Linked DNA regions of Homo sapiens: region 1 is linked to region 2. Evidence: read pairs that join two places in POLR2A ChIA-PET (ENCODE). Cell type or tissue: PC-9. All regions are shown on one strand. Links, peaks and the distances in the headings refer to the core of each region. The heading gives the core; the rest is flanking DNA.

Evidence for each region. ChIA-PET counts read pairs that join two places held together with the same protein. Peaks named below come from ENCODE experiments on the same cell type or tissue, not always from the same donor. Only the 100,000 strongest peaks of a DNase experiment are listed, where the experiment ranks them.
Region 1: POLR2A ChIA-PET joins it to region 2 with 6 read pairs; 2 of 35 experiments call an interaction of 5 or more read pairs at or near these places.

The regions. Positions count from the first base shown.
Region 1 is chr17:19,320,708-19,325,095 of GRCh38, reverse strand. The region is part of intron 7 of EPN2 (epsin 2); the gene reads right to left. Among named protein-coding and RNA genes, the nearest start is that of EPN2-AS1, 17 kb to the right of the region's middle. In PC-9, for the core only: no CTCF peak of the experiment used is centred there; no DNase peak of the experiment used is centred there.
Region 2 is chr17:19,750,810-19,755,197 of GRCh38, reverse strand. No RefSeq gene overlaps it. Among named protein-coding and RNA genes, the nearest start is that of ALDH3A1, 4.7 kb to the right of the region's middle. RefSeq lists a silencer at 168-307 and enhancers at 1,885-2,415, 1,268-2,467. In PC-9, for the core only: CTCF peaks have their summits at 992 and 1,194 (motif pointing right); DNase peaks (open chromatin) are centred at 1,207, 2,027, 2,797, 3,147 and 1 weaker place; H3K4me3 peaks cover 2,202 bases; H3K27ac peaks cover 4,000 bases.

The DNA.
Region 1 (4,388 bases), core at 304-4,303, 430 kb after region 2:
CTTCCATGATTACAGATTTCTATTTATAGGTTTTTTATTATTCTTCAGTTAGCTTTGCTGTTTCCTTTTTAATTTTATCCATTTTATCTAAGTTTTTGGATTTGTAAGCACAGAGCTGATCAAAGAGTCAGCCTCTCACCCGACATGAAATCCTGAGTGTGCCGGCAGTTATGCTGTTTCATTCCTAATGCTGTTTGTGCCCTTCCTCTTAAAAAAATTTCTTGCCAGAAATTTGTCTATTACTCTTTTCAATTACTGACTTGTCTTTACGGATACTATTATGTGTTTATGTTCTTTTCATTAATTTCTATCTTTATCCTTATAATTTCCTTTTATTTTACGTCAGTGTAATGCTATTCTAACTTCATTATATCTTTTTTACTAATGTGAACATTTAGAGCTATAAATTTATTTTACTATTGCTTCAGTTGTCCCACAAATTCTTATGTAAAAATATACTATTGGCCAGGCGCAGTGGCTCATGCCTGTAATCCCAGCTCTCTGGGAGGCCGAGGTGGGTGGATCACCTGAGGTCGGGAGCTTGAGACCAGCCTGATCAACATTGAGAAACCTCATCTCTACTAAAAATACAAAATTAGCTGGGCGTGGTAGCACATGCCCGTAGTCCCAGCTACTCGGGAGACTGAGGCAGGAGAATTGCTTGAACCCGGGAGGCAGAGGTTACAGTGAGCTGAGATCACGCCATCGCACTCCAGCCTGGGCAACAAGAACAAAACTCCGTCTAAATATATATTTAATTTGGTTCTAAATATATCTGATTTTCATTATAATTTTTTCTGTGACTCAAGAATTTAGAAGTGTTCTTAAAATTTTAGGTGTATGAAGGTTTTCTACTTATCCTTTTAACTGATTTTTTACATAAGTGTACTGTGATCAGAAATTGTGTTATATGTGATACCAATTTTTTGCAATTTGTTGAGACTAGCTTTTCTGTCTAGGACATCATCAATTTTTTCCAAGTATTCTGCATGTGACTGCAAAGAATGTGTATTCTCCAATTGCTGGGAACAACAAATTCATAAGCTTATGGATTGTGCCGCTCAAATTTTCTTATATCCTTATTACTTCTGAAATGTTCTCCCAAATTATTTCCCATTTCCGATGCTCTTCATTCTGTCCTGAAGATCTGAGTTTCCATCTGGTTTTCCCTCCTATCAGCCTGAAGAACTTCTCTTAACATTTCTGTGGTACAGATGTGCTGGCAACAAATTCTCTTAGTGTTTTATTAACAGATGTCATCCTTTCAACTTTACTCTTCAAGAACACTTTCACTGAATACAGAATTCTGGGGGTTGGCAGTTTTTGTTGCTGTTGTTGTTTCCAAATTTAAAATATCTTTTTTAAAAAAATTATCAATTCTTGGAAGAAAGATGATTTTGCTAGCAATGGCTTTCTAGTTGACTGTGTTTTTCTTGCAGCACACTGAAGACTCTATGCCACTCAGACATCTACTGTTGCTGTCAATAAGTTAGCTATCCATTTAGTTGCCATTTCTTTGTAATGAATGGCCTGTTCTCTGTAGGTTTATTTAAGGTATTTTCTTCCTCTGGTGTTCTGCAGTTTCCTGATGATATGTCCAGGTGGGGATTTCTTTGATTTATCTTGCTTAGGATTCACCAGGCTTCCTGGATCTGAGAAGGAGCATCTTTCCAAAATTCTGGAAAACCCTGTCAGCTTTCAAATATTAGCTCTTCTGAAACTCCAAACAGATATGTGTTAGGTGTCCTCACTCTGCTCCCGTGTTTACCCCCAGCCACACTGATTCCCAACTGCTTCCCAAATGCCTGGCATCTTCTGGGCCTCTCCGGCCCTCTTATTTTCTCTTCCTGCCTTCTCTGACTCCTCTGGAATCCCCCCCTTGACTTTTAGATCACTTATCATACAGCACCATAACTATTATTTAACTATGAGTCTCTCATGCACTGTAAACTCCCTGGAGTGAGGGCTACCTTCAGCCCTGGCACCAGACATTAGGGTGGCACCCAGCAAGCTTGTGACAGCCTGGCTGAGCTCTGAGGCCTAGAGAAAGGCAGCAGAAGGTGGCAGTGATGTGTCAATCTCAGAAGACCAGGGAATGCTCCCCTGAGCCTCCGAGACAACTAGTCTCTTCCCTCATTCCTACTCTGAATTCTACAAATGCTTCTCTTAAAAGCCCCAGCTCTGCTGCTCAAGGATGGACAGGTGAAGAGGAGACTCCTTGGCTTTCAAAAAGATGAACCAACTGCTAGGCATCCTACATGTAGCTTCATGCCTTCTCGTCTCTGAAATGCTGAATAGCTTTAGTAAGGGCCTATTAAGCCACACCAGCCACTACCTTTTTTTTTTTTTTTTTTTAGAGACAGGTTCTTGCTCTGTCACCTAGGCTGGAGCGCAGTGGTGCAATCACAGCTCACTGCAGTTTCAACCTCCTAGGCTCAAGGGATCCTCCCACTTCTGCCTCCCAAGTAGCTGGGACCACAGGCACACACCCCCATGCTGGCTGATTTTTTTATTTTTTGTAAAGATGGGGTCTCCCTATGTTGCCCAGGCTGGTCTCACAGGTTTCAGTTGTCCCACAAATTCTTACGTAAAAATATATTATTGGCCAGGCGCAAGGAGACACTGCACCTGGCCCACCAGCCACTATCTTGGTGGCCTTTTTCACTTTTGGCCGGGATCAGCTACTGGCTAGCTGTAGCAGCACTAGGAGGGAGAGGAGGAGAGTGCTGCCTTCACTCCTTCCCAAGCTTGCCCCGGCGATGGGGGCCTGGCCAGGCCAAAGCAGATGTCAATCTGCAAGCTTTGTTCCCAACATCCCATGGATACTTGTGCCTTTCGTTTCCTCATGGCCTGTCCACTCCTGTTTGGACTCAGGGCTTCTCCTGCTACTGCCCCAGAACCCACAACCTTCTAGAGGCTCCAGAAATAACTGTTTCCATCCAGAAGCTTCTTCTGACACTTCACTCCTCGTCTTCCAGTGTCTCATGCAGATCGTCCTCCCCCAGGACTGAAGCTGCCCTTGCCAGGTCCACCTCTGCTCGACATGGGGAAGGGGCTATCAGTAAACAAAAATCTGCCCCCTGCTGGAATCACACTGTAGAGACAAGCCCTCACTCTAACCCCCTGCAACAGGACACCTTGTGGGTCCTCAGCTCTCTGTCCCAGCTGGACGTAAGTGGCATGGTGGAAATGACAAATCAGGGAGAGAGCTGACTGCAAGCCGAAGAGCTGTGGTGTGACTTCAGGACTGCGGTGACACAACACAGAGGACACGGGAGACCTGGGGCCAAGTGCCAGGCTGATTCTGGCCCCCTGTGGAGCCTGGGGGAGTCAACATGCCTTCCTCACTGCCCATGCTCAGCAGCCCAGCTGTGCCTGGATAACAGACTGGAGCCTCGCTTTCCCTGCAGCCCTGACCATGCATCATCTCCCCTGCACAATATCTCACTCCCCAGCTACTATCCCTTCCCACTTGCCTCTGTCAGGGGACATGCCCCGGTTACTTCTATCCCCCACTCCTGCTTTCTCCTGCAAGGATGCCCTGGTTCTCCTTGGAAGAATTCTCCCCTCACCCACTTCCAGTCAGTCTCAAAAGGGACAGATCCTGCCCTGGCAACAGAAAAGGGTTCTCACTGGTTAAAGTCAATCTGCAAAGTGTCCCCAACTCCAGTCCCCCATCCCTAAATCCCAGAAATGGTACTGGAGCTACAGAGAAATCCACTCTCTCTATTCCCTGGGCTGTGTTAACTGGGACTATGAGGTGGGCACCAGAGGCAGCCACTGTGCGTGCCAGAGCAAAGGGTTGAGCTTCTGAGGTGAACAACACAGCAAAGGGGGTCTGAGTGTTGGTGGTCACCTCCTAGCCACTGGGTCAAGCTGAGGGCAGCATCACATCTCGAACAAACTGGCTCCCCTGACATACTGTATGTGGGGCACTTGCTGGGAAGGCCCAGCCCCCACTCTGCAGCCTCTATGCCAGCCCGCCATGCAGTTCCCACTCTAAACCCAGCTCAAAACCCTTCTCAGGGCACTCATGCCGCTTGTGTGCATGTGAGACTGCATCTGTCCCCCTTGCCAAAGCATGTGCTCCATGAGAACATCGGCTGGGTCTGCTTTGCTGCCCATCCCCGAGATCCAAGCCTGACACACAGAGGGTGTGCTCCATCACTAACTAGGGATTGAAGAGAGGTCACAAGGATCAAGGGACCCACAGGACCTCAGGCTGGCAGGGACTTTGCAGTTTATCTGCATCTCTGCACACTGGAGTTCAGTGACCACTTCTAACAGGTTCTGGATAAATGTCCAATTCAGGGGCTCAGAAACACAACCAGATTAGAGTGGCCCATAATCTCCATCCTGATTATCTAAGACATGGAGCTTTCAAGTGT
Region 2 (4,388 bases), core at 294-4,293:
GACTGGTCTCTGCAAGCACTGATGAGACAGACCTGGGCACATCGTGATTTGCAGTTTCCCTGGGAAGGGGAATGGGGATAGCAGACACGTTCAAGACTAGGAATGAGAATAGAATTTGGAGAAAACCGTATTCCACACTCTGGCAATATGTTTGCAAACCTGGGGGGAAGGACTCCCCAGGATATGAGTCTCCTCAAGGGGATGCCAGGTCAGATTCTCGGGTGAAACCTGGCTCGATCACTCACTAGCTGTGTGACCTTATGCAAATCACTTAGCCTCTGTGTTCTTCAGTTCCTCATCTCTCATGGAAATAATGATAGTTTCTGCCTCTTGGGTGCTTGTGAGGACTAAAGGAGTTCATACATGGAAGTGCTCAGACCTGGCACATAGCAAAGGGTCAGGAAGGGGTGGAGTTGTTATTAAACGATGCTGGCACACAGGTTGTGCATCTGCAAAAAAAAAATACAACGTGTGGGCTGGGCGCGGTGGCTCACGCCTGTAATCCCAACGCTTTGGGAGGCCGAGGCAGATGGATCACAAGGTCAGGAGTTCAAGATTGGCCTGGCCAAGATGGTGAAACCCCATCTCAACTAAAAATACAAAAATTGGCCGGGCGTGGTGGCAGGTGCTTGTAGTCCCAGCTACTCAGGAGGCTGAGGCACAGAATTGCTTGAATCCGGGAGGCAGAGGTTGCAGTGAGCCGAGATCGTGCCACTGCACTCCAGCCTGGGTGACAGAGTGAGACTCTGTCTCAAAAAAAAAAAAAAAGGAAGAAAGAAAGAAAAAGAAAAAGAAAATCAATGTGCATTTCCATTTGCATTTGTAAAATCAACTCTTGATGGATTCAAAGTGAATAATAAAACAATAAAAATCTTAGCAGAAAATTAGGAATTAATCCTGGGGCAAGGAGTACCCTCCTAATCTAAACTAAAACAGGAGAGTTCTATTTAGCTTTATAAAAACTTTTATATAACAAAATATACCATAAATAAAGTCCGTGGATAAATGATAGATTCAGGAAAATACTAGTGATGCAGATGGCTGTAATATACAAAGAGCTCCTAGACACTGACAAGGAAAACACAAACCCTTCCAAGAAATGGGCAAATGCCAATGGCCATTGCACAGTGAGGAATGCACCAGCCACTAGGCGGCAGGGAAACGGCAGAGTGCCACACACTGCCAGGCCAGCTGGAACTACAACAGCCCCTTAGGGCCACCTTGGTGGATAGTCACCGGCAACACCTGTGAAGACTGACAAAGCCAGCATCCCTGGGATCTAACACGCAGAAATACACACGCCAAGACATGCAAAGCGGCCCATGGAGCATTGATCCAAAGTGGAAGGCAAAGTGGTCTCCCATCCACGGGGAACATTGTGGTTGCTTGCACATTCTACATGCTTACCACTGCTTTCACACGGCCATGAGGAGGAATGGACTCCAGCTCCCGGCCGCCCCGGAGGGAGTGGGGTCAGAAGATGCAGAAGAGGGTGCATGATGAGGCTCTGCTTTTAAAATGCTGACAGCTTCCAGTGTGTCATGTACATTTTTGTGTATGTCAAATAAGCACTGAGAAAAACTTAGGGAAAATATTGTGGATTACAGATGAGACACTCATATTGAGAAAGGGGCAAACCAAGTACGTACAAAAGAAAAAGTCTGAGCTAAACAATGTGTATTATGTTTGTAAAATTACATTTGTGTGATTATTGTGAAGAAACAAAACTTAAATTTTCTTTGCATTTTTCGAGTAAACATTATATTTCATGTGTGATGAGGGTGCATTCCGTGTCCGTTAAGATCCAGGACGGGGCTTCCCAGACCCCAAGAGACTGGCAGTACCAACCCAAGCGTGCCCTGGCATGTCCTCCTGGCATGCCCGCTGTGTCCCTTCCAGGATGGCCGGGGTGTGGGCTGGTCTGCAGAGGCTCTGCAGCTGGGGCTGCAGCCAGGCGGTGACTCAGGCAGGTTCCGCCTGGGCTAGGAGGGCCGGGCATTCCTGCTGTGAGGCTGCCCGTGCCTAACTCACCATGACTTGCACTTTGCTGCCATCCTGCCTGGCAGGCTGACTTAGCCAGGATGGCCCTAGTACCCACTTCCCCTCCAGCCAGCACTCATGCCTTCTGCCCCGCTAAGATGCCCTTTGTCCTGACTCGGCAGAGGCTTCCTGGGAGCCAGGGCCTGGGCCTGGGAGCCACAGCTTCCTGGGAGCAGGAAAGTCCAAGGGAGATGGGGTGAGGACTGGGGCCTCTGCAGCATCTTAGGGGAGGCTCCCCCTTGCTCGCACTCACCTCCGCTGGCTGCAAACCTGCAGCTTCTCTGACCCAAGGCACTATGACTGGCAGCAGATAAAGAGATGAAGAAGCCCCAGAAGTCCTTTCCTACAAGTCCCCAGAAGGTGTGGACACAGTGGGGAAATTGCCCCGGGCACAGCCAGTTCTGCTGACTTCATGCCTCTCCAAAGAGGGGCTTTGTAACAGTAACAGAGGGCTTTGTAACAGACTGACTGCTCTTGGCTGGGCACGGTGACTGGATTACAGCTCTCTGTGGCCTTCAACTCCTGGGCTCAAGCGATCCTCCCACCTCAGCTTCCCCGAGTAGCTGGGACTGCAGGTGCGTGCCACCACGCCCAGCAGATTTTTACATTTTTTGTAGAGATAGGGTCTTGCTTGGTCACCCAGGCTGGTCTCAAACTCCTGACCTCAGGTGATCTGCCCGCCTCTTCCTCCCAAAGTGCTGGGATTACAGGTGTGAGTCACCGTGCCTGGCTGAACACTAAGTCGTATTATTTCTACCTAAATATGTGTTTGTACGCACTAAGCAAGCTCTCTTTATTCCCCCACCTCCCCACCCTTCCCAGCCCTGGTAACCACCGATCTATTCTCTATCTTCATGAGATCCACTTGTTTGGCTCCCACACATGAGGGAGAACATGTGGCATTTGTCTTCCTGAGTCATAACACTTTTAACCAACGGGGAGGTCCCTGAGACCCACTGCCTAATTTTCTCCTTTCTACTCTCTCTTTTTTTTTTGAGACAGGGTCTACCTGGTCACTCTGTCCCCCAGGCTGGAGTGCACTGGCATGATTACAGCTCACTGAAGCCTCGACCTCCTGGGCTCAAGTGATCCTCCCGCTCAGCCTCTCAAGTAGCTGGGTGCATGCCACCACGCCCAGCTAATTTTTTTTTTTTTTTTTTTTTGAGATGGAGTCTCGCTCTGCCCTCATCCAAGTTGGAGTGCAGTGGCGCAATCTTGGCTCACTGCAACCTCCACCTCCCAGGTTCAAGCGATTCTCCTGCCTCAGCCTCCCGAGTAGCTGGGATTACAGGCATGCACCACCACGGCCAGCTAATTTTTGTATTTTAGTAGAGATGGGGTTTTACCATGTTGGCCAGGCTGGTCTTGAACTCCTGAGCTCAAGTGATCTGCCCGCCTCAACCTCCCAAAGTGCTGGGATTACAGGCGTGAGCCACCGCACCCAGCCTCCTTCCTTTTTTTTATTTTTTGTAGAGATGAGTCTCTCTATGTTGCCCAGGCTCCTTCTACTCGTATAAAGAAAGTGGTTTCCCCTCCCAACAACTATATCTAATCTAAATGTTCCTTGAAATTTAAGCAAACTCGCTATTCATTCATTCATTCATTCATTCAACACTTTTTTTGCTAGCTTTGGGTGAATTTGCTGAAAATCGTCTTGCTAAATGATTGCTTTTCCATCAGAGGGATGGTTAGGTGTAGTGGGCTGCTTCCGTATCTTCAGAGGTCTCCCTTGTGCCAGGATATGGTGCTGAACAAAAGTTGAGATCTCTGCCTTTGTGGACATTCCAGTCCAAGGGGGAATAAGGAGAGACATAGTCACACAAACAAAGATATGAACGCAGGTTGTGACAGGTTCCTGGAAGTAAGGAAGGTTTTATTTGAGAGGTGAGAGAGGTCAGGGAAGCTGAGATCTGAACATGGATAAGAGTTAGTCTGGTGCAGAGTGGAAGAAAAAGTGTCCCAGGGAGCAAGAACAGCATGTGCAAAGGCCTTGTGGTAGGAAATTGCCTGGTTAAGTCAAGGAATGCCAGCAGACTGGAGTGCAGTGAGAATGGTGGGAAGTGGTGCGAAGTGAGGCTGGCAAGGCAGCCAGGAGCCAGGCCAGGCAGGGGCTCACAGGCCATGGGAGGAAGCTTCCTGACAGCAAGGGGGTGCCACCCAAGGATGTGAATCAGGGGAGAGACATGCTCAGGTCCTTATCGTCCGCATGTCTCTCTGGCAGCCACTTGGAGAAGGCAGCTGAGCCTGACTCAAGGAGAGTAGGTAGAGGGCAAGAACAGTGGCCTGGGAGAGAGAGAGTGAGTGACAGCCCAGGTGAGGATGAGGCATTGGGGATGGAGTATTAGGAC